Regions from separate parts of the Homo sapiens genome. Here regions 2 and 3 are each linked to region 1. The links are chromatin contacts, found by Hi-C or POLR2A ChIA-PET in ENCODE. All regions are on one chromosome and are shown on one strand. Each heading gives the region's core, a stretch centred on a gene start or an enhancer-like site at or near the end of the contact. The rest is flanking DNA. Distances are from core to core; before and after follow the strand shown. Region 1 overlaps MED13L (mediator complex subunit 13L). Region 2 has its middle 6.6 kb from the start of MIR4472-2. Region 3 holds the start of LINC00173 (long intergenic non-protein coding RNA 173).

Region 1 (4,973 bases), core at 1,318-3,817:
TTGTTTAAATGTGTGGATTTTTTAAAATCTGTCTCTAATCGTGAGAGCAAAGAGACACACAGGGCTAAGCACAACAAATAAATATGTGTTGAACTGAATTCAACACAGAGATCAAGATGCCAATAAAATTAACCTTCAAACCACAACCTTATGACAAGGCAATTCAGTTATCATATTAAATATCCATACTAGGTACCTAATATGAAGGCAATTAAATAAGCCACAATTAATCTGTTAACATTCTGTATTCAAACCAATATTAAAGCTATGCATAACTAGTTATTGTAATTATATAAATGAAGGGCTATAAACATTAGGTGGCAGCAGCAGTACACTGTATTATAATCCTGAAGTTGATTTTTTTCATATATAGAAATCTGACCCAGAAATAGGGTTACACAGATAGCTTCATATATAAAATATACAAAACGAACTGAAAACACAGTAACAAAATATGCAAATACAATTATTCCTTTGTATCCAGATTTTTAAAATTATTATTTCTATAAATAAAATAATTGAGCAGTGCCAAAGTGTTGGCAGTTTTCTATAAATGTATTGAAATTTTTGCTTTATCCTAACTCTCTTGACAGTCTACATCCAGGTAGCCAGCTCTACCTTCAGAATGATATCTAGAACGTGAGCACTTCTCACCACCCTCACCACAGGGACTCTGGTGGAAGCCGTCCCCATCATCAACCTGGATCATGACAATAGCCTCCCGTGGGACCTCTGCTTCTGTGCTGGCTCTCCCCAACCCAGTGTCTTCTCCATGTGGTAGCTAGAGGAATCCCTTAAAATGGTTAAGTTAGCTCACTCATGAGCTAACTGGGTCTGCTCAGAACCCTTCAATGGCTTCTCAACTCTGAGAAAGGTTCCACTCTGGTCTTTAGCATCCTTCATAAATTGTCCCCCACACCCTACCCCAGCTTCACGCCCACTGCTCTTCCCCTTGCCCACACCACTTGAGCCATACTGGTCCTTCATCAGACCAATTATACTCTACCCGATGACCTTTGTATTTACTGTTCTCTCTCCCTGAAATGCTCTTCTGACAGATATCCATCCCCACACCTCTTTTAGGTCTCACCTCATATGCCACCCAATCAGACTTTCTCTGACTACCCTACTTAAAATAGCAACCATCCTCCTTCACTGCTTCATTTTTCTCCATGTCACTAATCAGCATCTGGTATATTTTATGTGTTTACTTCTTTACTATCTTCTCTACCAGAGCTAAAAATCCACAGGAACCAAGATTTTAGTCTGTTTTCTTCACTACTTTATTCTCAAAGCTTCAAACAGTGCCTGGTAAATAGTAGCACTCAAATACTTGTGAACAACTAATTTCTCTTATCAAGTAAGCATATAGCAATAGTCCTATAGCTGTTCCCTATCCAAGACAAAAGACATTAAAAGCCAGACTCAGTGGCTCACACCTGTAATCCTAGCATTCTGGGAGGCCGAAGCAGGTGGCTCACCTGAGGGCAGGAGTTCGAGACCAGCCTGGCCAACATAGTGAAACCCCATCTCTACTAAAAATACAAAAATTAGCCAGGCATAGTGGTGCACACCTGTAATCCCAGCTACTCAGGAGGCTGAGGCAGGAGAATCGCTTGAACCGGGGTGGCAGAGGTTGCAGCAGGCCGATATTGCGCCACAGCACTCCAGCCTGGACGACAAGAGTGAGGCCCAGTCTCCAAAAAATAAAAGTAAAAAAAAAAGTTCACTTTATTTACTACTAAGTTCAAGTATGCACAATTGATGTATGTGTGCATAAAAATAAAGTGACACTTTTACATTACACACAATTTAAAAGCAATGTTAAGTCAAATTTATTAAATTGACCATTATAATATGATGGAATTATACGTTTAAAATTTAAAACTATTCTTACAGTGTAGTTAATTATTAGAACTCCAAGCAACCAAGCTCTTGCTTATATTCAAATCAAACAGGTGAACTCAAAACTGACTTTTGTTTTATCTTATCTACTGACAAGTTTCGTGGGCTCAGGGTCTGCTGGCTTCAGAAAGAATTACAGGTTTGCTCTCGGCCAAATGACTCTATAATCGATGTTGACTGCTTAATTCTGAACTACATCAGTAGCTAACCACTGATGATGAAATGCCCAGATTTGGTTTATTTTCTTTACTGTTTACATACTGTAGAATAAACATTTGGGCAAGAAATACAGATACTAAAGGACCTCAAGAAATTTTCAAAATATAGTACACCTGCCAGGCACAGTGGCTCAGGCCTGTAATCCCAGCACTCAGGGAGGCCGAGGCAGGGCAGGGGTGAATCATTTGAGCCCAGGGGACACAGCAACACCTTGTCTCAAAAAAAAAAAAAAAAGAGGGAAAGTGAGAAAAAGAAAGAATGAATGAATGATTACCAGAGCCACAGAAATTTAGCATGCTCCTGCTTCTTGAAAGTCTACTTAGATCCCAATTCATAATGGGTGTGTCCTGAAGTTTCAATTGTAAGTCAACGATTTGGAATCCAGAAAGTTGTTGTGCTACAGGAACAACATTAAGTACATTAGCTAGGTTCCCGGCTTGTCCACAGCAGCTGATATCACATTAATTTATACTTCCTCTCAGAGCTGACTCATTTCCGTTATTCTCTGGGACTCCCTTCTAAAATGTTTCCATCAAATTTTTCATTAAATGACTTTTGTGGCCTAACCGATATAAACAATGATCCTACTTGCTACATGTCACTATGAAAACAAACTGCAGCGCAAAGCAAGAAAGGAAGAATAATTGAGATTACTTATATCTCTAGAGAAGGATGGACCTCACTAGGTTGTTCATATTCATAGACAGGATATTAAAGTTACAGATCCTAAACCATGAAAAATGAATATACAAAAACTATTTCCAAGAAGAAAATCACAGCAACTTGTACCTTAAAGGTTATGGATTGGCTAAAAGAGACCACACACTGGTTCACCTCCTTTAAATCCCCAATTATTTCACCAATACTACAGAACTTAATAGAAGCCAGGTGATTACCCAGAGCCACAGAACAGGCACACAGGCAGTTTCTCTTTGCTTGGCCTTTCCTTTGCCCCTGTGTTCCATACACAGCACACAAGAAAGGATTCTGACTGAGCTGAGAAATTCCTGCTATTTCACTGCCCCAACAGCTTAACTCACAGCCCTGAAATACTCACACCATTAACTCATGTGATTCCATTTAAAAGAATGTTTCACAAAAACCTTTCCTCATTACTAAATGAAACTCAGCCATCACCGATAAAGTCCACATCCTAATTTTGGATGAGAAGTAAGGGTGGTGCCCAACTACTCCTCAAATTTCCCCCATCTCTTGTCCTTCACTGTCCCAAAGGGCCCAGCTCCCAACAGTTCGACCCTGATAGTGAACTGAGATCCCATTTCTGAAATTCTGGGTGATTCCAAAACTGAGTTTGGTCTGAGAATCTTTGTCCCAAATCTATTTCCTCACAAAAAAATTCCCTAAAGAAAAAGCTTACCCCAAAACATAAAATCTTGGCTCAAAGCATGCTCAATATAAGTTCTGCATGTTTGTGGTTAATCAATGTGGCTAATACAACTAATAGCTGACCTACTGTAGTTTTTACTATGAATTCAGAGTACATTTTCTGAAACTCCAACTACTTTATGCAAACATTTTTAAAGATTAACTGAGATAACACGTAAAGGTGCTTAAAATAGTGTCTCTGGCAGAGAATATGTTCCATAAAAGTGAGTGGGTTTTGTTTTCCCAAAAGGTAAGTCATCTGGGCACTGAATCTGATATGCAATTAGCAACATGAAATAACCTCTCTCTGGCTGCTGTACATTACCGTATCTAAGGAATTTAACTTATCTGCTATCTAATAATCAAAATTTATGCTACAACACCGCTTCAAGTTGCACTTCACTGCATCACTTGTACTGTTTCTGTCCCATGGTTGCTCCACTTAATTCATCCCATACCACTTATAAGGTAATTACGTGTATCTGTGCATCTCACAAAATACGCACATACTCTGTTGTCAGTACACTGACTTCACATTATGATCCTATTTTCTTCATATGGCCATTTAAATAAAACTGGCTTATCCAACATCACCTTCTTCAGAACAACAAATTAATATCTGCCTCATACCAAACAGGGTAGCGAAACTTCCACCTACCATCTATTGTTTGATAAGGCAATGCCAATGTCAACCAAACCAATAATAATCCTAAATGGCAGATGGAAATCCTTAACAAGGAATCCTGATACTCAATCTCTATGCACATCACTACATATCCTTAAGAAAAGGACTCCATGGTGTGCATACAAAGATTTCCTCATCACAGGCTGAAAAGCAACCTAGAACAGGTATTCTGGAACCGAGCCCAGGGGAGGCGGATGCTTGGCCTAGCTCATCTAAAAAGTACCTTCCAGTACTAAAATTCTAGGCTTTCCTGCTTCTATACAGTTGTTAAAATAAATGGCATACAGTTCCTCAGCAGTTGCTTCAAGCGCTTTTTTTTCTTTTCTCTTTGAGACAAGGTCTCACTCTGTCATTCAGGCTGGAGTGCAGTGGTGCGATCATAGCTCACTACAGCCTCAAACTCCTGGGTGCAAGTGATCCTCCCACCTCAGCCTCCAAGGAGCTAGGACTACAGGCACATGCACCACACTCAACTCTATTTATTTATTTATTTATTTATTTATTTATTTATTTATTTATTTTAAATTTTTGTAGAGTCTTGCTAAGTAGCCTTGGCTGGTCTTGAACTCCTGGCCTCAAGCAATTCTCCTGCCTTGGTCTCCCCAAGCGCTGGAACTAAATCTAGGTGACAGCCACTGTGCCTGGCCTCAAGCACATTTTTAGTCTAAGCCTCATGAAGTTTAAAAAAAAATCCCCACACATAGAGGCATGCTTTAATCGTATGTTCCAGGTTCTCTGCAATAAATAAACCAAATAAACCAAATTCTTTTCTATTTGT
Region 2 (4,857 bases), core at 1,098-3,597, 290 kb after region 1:
GTGAGTGAGGTCATCTTGGGTCTTCCAGCTCCAGTCAAGCTCCAGGGGGAGTGTGGCCATGTGAGTGAACCCAGATGATACCATGTGAAGTGGAAGAACTGCCCAGTGGGGCCCTGCCTGTATCTTTGGCTCACAGAGCCACGAGCACTAACAGTTGTTATTTTAAGCCACTGTGGGTTTGGGGTGGTTTGTTACGCAGCCATAGATAACTGATACATTAACTTTTTTTTTCTGTATGAGCAGAAAAATTGGTGAGGGGGTGGTCTGCGGCTTCTGAGCTGGACTTAGGATATCATTAGAATTCAGGCTTCTCTGTTTTTTTTTGTTTGTTTGTTTTTTGTTTTTTGAGACGGAGTCTCGCTCTGTCGCCCAGGCTGGAGTGCAGTGGCGCGATCTCCGCTCACTGCAAGCTCCACCTCCCAGGCTCACGCCATTCTCCTGCCTCAGCCTCCGGAGTAGCTGGGATTACAGGCGCCCGCCACCACGCCTGGGAAATTTTTTGTGTTTTTAGTGGAGATGGGGTTTCTCCGTGTTAGCCAGGATGGTCTCGATCTCCTGACCTCGTGATCCACCCGCCTCAGCCTCCCAAAGTGCTGGGATTACAGGCGTGAGCCACTGCTCCCAGCCGCTTCTCTGTTTTTGTTTTGTTTTGTTTTGTGTTTAGCTTAAAAGAATACAGTCTCAACCTGGTGATCAAAGTTAGCATCCCCAGAATGAGGCAAATTGGCAGTATGTGCCAGCTGATAGGATGCACTGTGAATGAAAGTGCGTAACCTGAATCTAACCATGAAGAAACAGCTGATAAACCCAAATTGAGGGATGTTCAATAAAATCTCTGACGTGTGCTCTTGAAAAATGTCAGTGTTATGAAAGATATAAAAAGACACAGGAACTGCTTCAGACTAAAGAAAGCAAAAGAGAGGACAACGAAATGCCATATGACATCTGGAGCTTCCTTTGGTGACAAAGGACATCATCAGTACAAATGGGGAGACCTGGAGAAAGTTTTCAGATGAGACAATAACGCTGTGTCAGTGTTCATTCCCTACGTTTGATCATTGTATTGTGGTTTTGTAAGACAATGTTGCTTGTTTTTAGGAAATTCAGAGTGAAGTATTTCACAGAGGTGTGATGTCTGAGAAAACAAGCATTTTTCTCCTCTTTATAGCTGTATCTACAGAGACAGGGGTGGGGGGTGGGGGAAGGATACAGCAAAGTGGTAATGTGGTAACATTTGGGAAATCTGGGTGACAGGTACATGGGAATTCTTTGTATTGTTCTTGCAACTTTTTCCTAAGTCTGAAATTATATTTCAATAAAAAGTAAATTGGGTTGGGCACAGCGGCTTACACTTGTAATCCCAGTGCTTTGGGAGGCCAAAATGGGAGGATCGCTTAAGGCCAGGGGTTTGTGACTAGCCTGGGAAACATAGCGAGACCCCCATCTCTACTAAAAAGTAAAAAAAATTATCTGGCTGCGGTGGCGTGCGCCTATAGTCCCAGCTACTTGGGAGGCTGAGGTAGGAGGATGACTTGAGCTCAGGAATTCAAGGCTGCGGTGAGCAGAGATCACACCACTGGGTGCCAGCCTGGGCGACAGAGCAAGACCCTGTCTGAAAAATAAATAAATAAATGCATAAAGTAAGAAGTTAATTAAAAAAAAAAAGGAAAGCAAATCATCATGTGTGCATGGCTGCTCACTAAGAGGAAAGAACCAGCCGCCTGGGGCAGGACTATTCAGGCTCTTCCTGGAAGTCCCTGGCTCAGAGCAGACTCTTGCCCCTTTCCCCTGTCCCTCTGCCTCTGGTGGCACGCATGTGACAAGGAGCCACTGACCAGCCTGGCTGCCCGCAAGGCCTGGAGCCCGGCATCTGGAAAGGATCAGCTGCCACCGCTAAACTCACCCCTCCACCCACAGCTCATTCCCGGAGTCTCTGAAGGCGGGGCTGAGCTTTGGGGGTTTCGCAATAAGAATCCACACATATTCTTCTGAGGAGGCTGTCAGGAAAAAGCCTTCTCGGGACATCCCTGCAAGCACTTTGCCAAGCCCTCAGTGACACCTTTGCCTTCCTTGCTCATCTGAATTTTGGGGGTTCCTGTTCAGAGGCCACAGAGCACAGGATAACAGAGATGATGGGTGAGCAGATCTTCTGTCAGGACACTTCCTGGGTGGTTTAGCTATTTTGTCTGCCTGGGGCAGGGAGAGAGGAGAGGATCCCTACGGCCCTAGGGGCATCATGAAGTCTCTCCAAGCTTTTGTGCTGAAATGTACATTTTACCTCTCACTTCCATCCTTGCTGCACTTCTAATGCAGTGCAGGCAGCTTTCATGGGATTTGGGCCATGCAGGACTCGCAAGCTCAGCAATGCCAACCATGCACGTTTCTGGGCAGAGCTTCCGGAGGGGCGTGGGCTGGGCTGGAAAGAGCCAGGGGTTTGGAATCCAAGCGAGTCAGGAGGGCAGTCTCCGATTCACCACTTCCAGGCTGGGCAGCATTGGTCTAAAGGCTTCTCCTAGGGCGGAGCTTAATACCCCCATGTGTAAAATGGAAAAAAACAAACACACAAAAACAAATACCCCCATGTGTAAAATGGAAAAAAAAAACACACATGTGTAAAATGGAAAAAAATAAACATTCCTATCGCGAATGAAGCGATAGGAAAGTGCCCGGCATAAAGTAGATTTGTAAAAAGAAACAAAACCAATTCTGTTTTTTTTTTTTTTTTGGTTTTTTTTTTGAGACGGAGTATCGCTCTGTCACCCACACTGGAGTGCAGTAGCGCGATCTTGGCTCACTGCAAACTCCACCTCCCGGGTTCACGCCATTCTCCTGCCTCAGCCTCCCGAGTAGCTGGGACTACAGGTGCCTGCCAACACGCCCAGCTAATTTTTTTGTAGTTTTAGGAGAGACAGGGTTTCACTATGTTAGCCAGGATGGTCTCGATCTCCTGACCTCCTGATCCGCCCGCCTCGGCCTCCCAAAGTGCTGGGATTACAGGCGTGAGCCACTGTGCCCGGCCTAAAACAAAACCAATTCTGCAATTCCATCTGCATTTAGTGAACACTGACTCGGAGCCAGGGGTAGCACGAGGGCCCTCCCAGCTGTGGGAGGATTTAGGTTCAAATCCACGCCTCACCTCTGAATGACTAAGGTTAAATTACCCAATGTAACATATGCCTGGTTTCCCTACCTGGTAACAGGTATAATAATAGCATCCACTGGCCAGATGCAGTGGCTCACGCCCATAATCCCAGCACTTTGGGAGGCTGAGGCAGATGGATCACCTGAGATCAGGGGTTCGAGACTAGCCTGGCCAACATGGTGAAACCCCATCTCTACTATAAATACAAAATTAGCCAGGTGTGGTGGCACGCACCGGTAATCCCAGTTACTTGGGAGCCTGAGGCAGGACAATCGCTTAGAACCCGGGAAGCAGAGGTTGCAGTGAGCCAAGATTGCACTACTGCACTCCAGCCTGGGCAACAGAGTGAGACTCTGTCTTAATAATAATAATAATAATAATAATAATAATAATAATAAATAGCATCAACCTCTTAGACTCCTGTGGGGATCAGCTGAGTCCATACATGTAAATTCACTAACAGTGAATGCTTCTGTAGCAGACATTGCAGGCCAGACACGGGTCTACACTCTTTATTAGTATTGCTCCCATTTTACAGATGAGGAAACTGAGGCACAGAGAGACTGGGTAATTTAATAAGAGGCAGAGGTGGAATCTGACTCAGGAGTCTGGGTCCAGAGTCAGTGTTCCCAACCCCTGAGCTCTACAGCCACAGGCATACAGTAAGTGCTCAATTCATGTTAGCTGCTACTAATGCAGGGCGAGTTTCACAGGCATGAGATCAGTGCCCACACAGGGGCTGGCGCTTAGAAGGGTAATGCTCTCTCGAAGCTCTGCTGTCACCAACTTGAACTTCGTAATAATTTTTGCACAAGGGACTCTGCATTTTCATTTCGCCCCGGGCTGCACAAATTGTGCAGCTGTCCCTGCTGTGTATCTTACAGGAGCAATTGCCTGCTTCTCCCTCCTCCTCTCTCAACTCTGAACTCCTTGGGATGTAAGATTCAGCTAACTCATCTAGCTCTACATCCACCCCTAGCCCATGCCCGGCCTGCAGCAGGTGCTCACATTCTGGTTGGGAGCGACAGAGGTGAGCAGAGCCACAGCTGTTGTTCCTGCCCCCACAGCCCCCTAAACACCCCAAGAATAGCTTCTAGCCCAGGGAGCCTCGGGAACTGCCTGAGAACAAAACTTTCCCGAAGGTGCAGACTCTGGCCAGCGGCCATGGAACCAGGCCTTTCCAGGACGATTGGTGCAACCAGGGGAACTTGCAGCTCTCTGCAAAAGGGGAATCCTAGCCAGGCCCGAAAGACCCTAATCAATAGTTCATTAAGATGCCAGCTCAGAAAATGCAGGGAGACCCAGCATAACGTGTAATTCTGCCTGCGTGGGCTGGTGCTGGGCAGGGTTTTCGCAAGCTGGCAGGGCCCGCAGATAACACTGAGCCCAAAGTGCAGGCTGCAGTCCGAGCACAAGGCAAACACGACCCTCCCTAAGTGGCAGATGTGATTCAGTCCAAAGGTTCAAGTGCGGCAGTTACATTGGTTATGAGATTTTTTCCCCCTTTATACCAGGAGCTGGCAGTGTGGGGGAGGGGGAGAAACCAACACTTGTTGAGCACCTACTATGTGTCTGACTCTGAGCTGGACACACATTAGGAGAAAGGGGTTCAGGACCAGGCAAAAAGTGGGTTTGGGTATTTCTGGGGGTGGAGTTGGACATCATTCCTCTTTCCTGCCTCCCTGACGCGTCCTCCATTCATAATAACTGATTTT
Region 3 (4,789 bases), core at 2,153-4,652, 390 kb after region 1:
GTCTGGGCAACATAGTGAGACTCCATCTCTACAAAAAAATTAAAATAAAAATAAATTAACCAAGCATGGTCGTGTGTTCCTGTAGTCCCAGCTACTTGGGAGGCTGAGGGGGGAAGATGTTATGAGCCCCGGAGGTCAAGGCTGCAGTAGCTATGATTGTGTCACTGCACTCCCCAAAGTCTCTACCAGGGACTGTGCTAAGTGCTGGGGACACAGTGGGTGGCAAAAGCAGAATGGTCCCTTCCTAGGGGAAGGCTGTAGTCAGGTCAAGAAGATGGACATTAATCAGTAATTGCAAAAGGAAATGTAAAATTACAACCAAATTCGGAGCTGTGAAAGGAAGGCTGGGGGACAGATCATTGTCAGAGGAGGATCTGAGGTAGCCTTGGGGTACAAGTGGACAGAACCCAGTGGGAGGATGGGAAGGAGGAAGGCACTGCGTAAGCCAAGGTCCATGGTAGGACGGAGGGGCAATTTGGGGATATGAAAGTCCAGAGTAGCAAGAAGGAAGGGGAGAGAAGTATAAGATGGATCTAGTCTATGGCCATATGGACCCTGAACTCACCCCATCTCATCTAAAAGATGGAGCTAGGCACACCCACTGGGATGGCAAACATTATTATTGTTACTATTATTTTGAGACAGAGTGTTGCTCTGTTGCCCAGGCTGGAGTGCAGTGGCACAATCTCGGCTCACTGCAATCTCCATCTCCCAGGGTCAAGCAAATTCTCCTGCCTCAGCCTCCCAAGTAGCTGGGACTACAGGCACACGCTACCACGCCCAGCTAATTTTTGTATTTTTAGTAAAGACGGGGCTTCACCATATTGGTCAAGCTGGTCTCGAACTCCTGACCTCAGGCAATCCACCCCGCTTGGCCTCCCAGAGTGCTGGGATTACAGGCGTGAGCCACTGTGCCCGGCGCAAACTTTTTTTTTTAACAGAAAATAACAAGTGTTGGTTGGCAAGGATGTAAAAAATTGGAGCCCTGGTGCACTGCTGGTGAAAATGTAAAATGGGCAGTCACTGAGGAAAATAGTGTGGCGGTTCTTTGACAAGCTAAACACAGAGTTACTGCAGAACCTAGCAGTTCCATTCCTAAGTATGTACCCCAAACAATTGAAAACAAAGGTTCAGGCCAGGCGCGGTGGCTCACACCTGTAATCCCAGCACTTTGGGAGGCCAAGGCAGGGGAATCAGGAGTTGAGGTCCTGACTGAGGTCAGGAGTTCGAGACCAGCCTGGCCAACGTGACAAAACCCCTTCTCTACCGAAAATACAAAAATTAGCCAGGCGTGATGGCGCACTCCTGTAATCCCAGCTACTCGGGGGGCTGAGGCAGGAGAATCGCTTGAACCCGGGAGGCAGAGGTTGCAGTGAGCCGAGATTGCGCCACTGAATTCCAGCCTGGGGAACAGAGGGAGACTCTGTCTCCAAAACATAAATAGATAGATAGATAAATAAACAAATAAATAAATGCAAATATTCAAATGAAAACTTACCCACAATTGTTCATAGAGCACTATTCACAATAGCCAAAAGGTGGAAACAACCCAAATGACCCCTAGCCAGTGAATGGATCAACAAAATGTGGTCCATCCAGGCAATGGAACAGCACTGAGCCATAAGAAGAAAGGAAGCACTGGCATGCGCTACAGCATGGATGAGCCTTGAACACATGATGCTGAGTGGGAGAAGCAGACACAAAGATTATATATCGTAGGATTCCACTTACATGAAATATCCAGAACAGGCAATCCATAGAGACAGAGAGCAGATTGGCAGCTGCCAGGGGCCAACGGGAGGGAAGAATGGGAAGTGACTGCTAATGGGTACCGAGATTCTGTTTGGGGTGATGGAAAACTTCTGGACCTGGCCAGGCATGGTGGCTCACCCCTGTAATCCCAGCAGTCTGGGAGGCCAAGGTGGGTGGATCACCTGAGGTCAGGAGTTCAAGACCAGCTTGGCCAACATGGTGAAACCCTGTCTCTACTAAAAATACAAAAATTAGCCAGGCGTGGTGGCAGGCACCTGTAATCCCAGCTACTCGGGAGGCTGAGGCAGGAGAATCACTTGAACCTGGGAGACAGAGGTTACAGTGAGCCAAGATCATGCCACTGCACTCCATCCTGGATGACAGAATGAGACTCTGCCTCCAAAAAACAAAACAAAACAAACAAATAAAAAAAAAAAAAAGATGGTGGCAGCTCACACCTGTAATCCCAGCAACTGGGGAAGCTAAGGCAAGAGGTGTGGCAGCTCACACCTGTAATCCCCAGCAACTGGGGAAGCTTGAGGCCAGGAGTTCAAGACTAGTCTGGGCAACATGATGAGATTTGATCTCTACAGAAATAAAAATAAAAATTAGCTGGGCATGGGGGCAAGCACCTGTGGTCCCAGCTACTCAAGAAGCTGAGGCAGGAGGATTGCTTGTGTCCAGGAATTCAAGGCTGCAGTGAGCTACGATCACACTGCTGCACTCCAGCCTGGGCAACAGAGGGAGACCATGTCTTTAAAAAAAAAAAAAAAAAAAAAAAAAAGATGGCGCTAGAGAGACAGTTGATACAGGGTATGGATGGTGACCATCATTGATCATCATGGCTGCTGGTGGGTAGTGGATGGGAGTGAGAACAGCATTAAGAGGAAGGCCAGTGATGAGGCGGGGACAGTGGTCCAGGAGGAAGATGCAGGTGGCCTGGACCAGGGGGCACACAGTGAGCCACGTGTGTCAGGCAAAACCAAGAGGGCTTAGTGAGGATCTGGATGCACAATCATTCAATATAGACTCAACTCTGCCCCTCCTATTCAGCACCTGTATGCACTTATGGATGGGAGGAGAGTGTTGGAGGGAGAAAGTATATGTTCTCATAGGGATGCTGAAGAACAGGTCAGAAGACCCCTGGCTTCAAATTTTGACTTTTTCATTGCCAGATCCCGAGAGAGTAACTTCGTTTCTTTGTGCCTGTGTTCCTTCCCCTGTAAAATCAAGGCCCCAACATGCACTTCATAGGTCGTTGTGAGACGGGGACAACAGCACCTGCCCTGGCTACCTCCTAGGGCTCTTGGGAGACCCAAATGAGTTGTTAATCCTTCAAGGACAACACAGATCACGTTGCTGGGCTGATGTCATTGCTTTTGGAAAGCAGGTCCCTTGAACAGATTCTCCCAAAGCAGTGACTTTAGGAACATCTCGAAGGCGACAGATTCCAGTTGTTAAGGCTACGATGAAATAGCAGAAGACTCTGGGAAGCAGCGTGCAACGAGTGGCAAAGGAGCCCCTAACGCTCTTTCTTCTGTGCTCGCCCCGCCCCCTCCGGCGTGGGCCCCGCCCCGACTAAGCCCCAGCCAGGCCCCGCCCCCGATGTTAGCGCAAGCCACGCCTCCTCAGCTCCCAGCCTTCTGGGTCCGAGGCTCCCACCTGCTCTAAGCGCTTGGTACCAGGGAGGGAATGGGAGGACGCTTGCGGGATAGGGAGGCGGGGGCTGGAAATTGGCAGGGTGAGAGCTGGGGAAACTAGTCTGGGACGCAGCCCTCCTTGTCCCCCTTCTTCATTCACCCCCTTGTTGAGGCCCTTGGCTTTTGCATAATGTAAGTACTTATTTAATGCGTGTGCTGGCTCGAGAGCTCTGCATTTGTCTTTCTGTCCTTCATATGCCAGTGTACCTCCGCCTTCTGTCTGTCTAGGTGGGAGCTCCTGGAGAGGAGGGTGCTTCCCAGCAGTTGCTGTTCGACCCCCAGCCCCGGGCCAAGGGCACAGAGAGAGAGACAGAGAGGCTGGGGCTGCAGTGGGGGTGGGGAGGTGGGAGCTGGGGCGGGGCGGAGGGAGCGAGGGGGAGGAATGAGAGCACCATATGACAGGCTTGTGGAACCACATCTGATGCCAACTTGGATGCTGTCCTTTTTCTCCAATAAAAGGAACTTTTCACTTGTTTTTCAGACACCCTTTAAAAAAATGTATTTAAAGAGGCTGGTTCCTATCCATCCGACTGGAGGCATCTCAGTGCAAGAGCAAAGCTAAGTCCTGCACACGCTCCTCCCCTCCTCCTCCTCCTTCTCCCCCCAGGTTTTCCCGAATGTATCTACTCCGGTTACAACTAGACGCGGCCCCTCCCCCACCTGCCTCCCCCCTTCCTTCCCTCGATCGTGGAGGGAGCGTTCTCTGTGCCTTCCCAAGTCCCCGTGGGGGACCTTCTATGTTGGAGTGGGGGGAGGGGGGGAGGGTCATATAACGAAGGCCAGAAAGAACAAATTAGATAATCAAAAGAATTATAGTAATTGCTTTCACTTTCCCCCGCCCGCTCAGCGGATTCCCTCCCCCGCCCCTCCCCTGGTTTTTCTGTCTGTCGGGAATACTCGGTCTTTCCGACCCCCTCCCCTCCCCCAGGTTCCTCCTCTCCTCTCCCCTTGCTCGCGCGTTCCCTCTCTTCCTCCGTTTTCTGGTGTGCTGGAACGTTCAGCGGAATATGATGAATGATCACCTGTCACAGCTTGTTTATTATAATGCAGGCAATCAATTACACATCCCCAATGCTGGCCGGCCCGCAGGAAATTTATATGCTCAGCACAAACCAATGTGAAAATGGAATCTCATTTGCCAAATGTCTTTCTCCCCGTACAGCACGATGATTACAGTCTGTGTTTGTTTCAACAGTCGTGTACAACTGACAGTGCCATCATTTACTGCCTGGCTCAGGTCACGTTACTCTAAGGCTTTATTTATGGTGTTACGAAGGGCAGCACAGGAAAAGGACAAGGGTGTCTGTCAGGGATGGCACTGTGTTAAAAAGTGGGCG

What was found. A loop is a pair of places that touch in the nucleus more often than their neighbours do. ChIA-PET counts read pairs that join two places held with the same protein, here RNA polymerase II (POLR2A). Pooled maps may share reads with other maps.
Region 2: a loop to region 1 is called in a map of chondrocyte, with 3 times the contacts of the local background. The contact joins two enhancer-like sites. A Hi-C loop is called at or near these places in 5 of 168 maps with a recorded cell type or tissue (IMR-90, aorta, ascending aorta and 2 more) and 6 of 50 pooled maps.
Region 3: a map of A673 shows a loop between it and region 1 (2.6-fold over the local background). The contact joins the promoter of LINC00173 here to the enhancer-like site in region 1. A Hi-C loop is called at or near these places in 5 of 168 maps with a recorded cell type or tissue (A673, PC-3, ascending aorta and 2 more), 10 of 37 single-sample maps with no recorded cell type and 13 of 50 pooled maps. POLR2A ChIA-PET finds 5 or more read pairs at or near these places in 7 of 52 experiments (GM10248, HEK293, Panc1 and 4 more).

The regions. Positions count from the first base shown.
Region 1 is chr12:116,140,989-116,145,961 of GRCh38, forward strand. All of the region lies in intron 2 of MED13L (mediator complex subunit 13L), which reads right to left. Among named protein-coding and RNA genes, the nearest start is that of MIR620, 5.2 kb to the right of the region's middle. RefSeq lists an enhancer at 1,426-1,570 and a cis regulatory region at 1,498. Within about 2 kb of position 2,568, at least 6 of the 41 ENCODE cell types and tissues checked have a DNase peak (open chromatin) inside an H3K27ac peak, as active enhancers do; they include A673, PC-3, endothelial cell of umbilical vein and 1 more, where a contact is called at or near this core.
Region 2 is chr12:116,432,489-116,437,345 of GRCh38, forward strand. No RefSeq gene overlaps it. Among named protein-coding and RNA genes, the nearest start is that of MIR4472-2, 6.6 kb to the left of the region's middle. Within about 2 kb of position 2,348, at least 23 of the 41 ENCODE cell types and tissues checked have a DNase peak (open chromatin) inside an H3K27ac peak, as active enhancers do; they include mammary epithelial cell, where a contact is called at or near this core.
Region 3 is chr12:116,530,033-116,534,821 of GRCh38, forward strand. It overlaps LINC00173 (long intergenic non-protein coding RNA 173), which reads left to right and starts at 3,403. Exons shown (of 3, transcript NR_027346.1): 1 at 3,403-3,584. RefSeq lists silencers at 3,214-3,415, 3,320-3,369 and an enhancer at 4,778-4,789.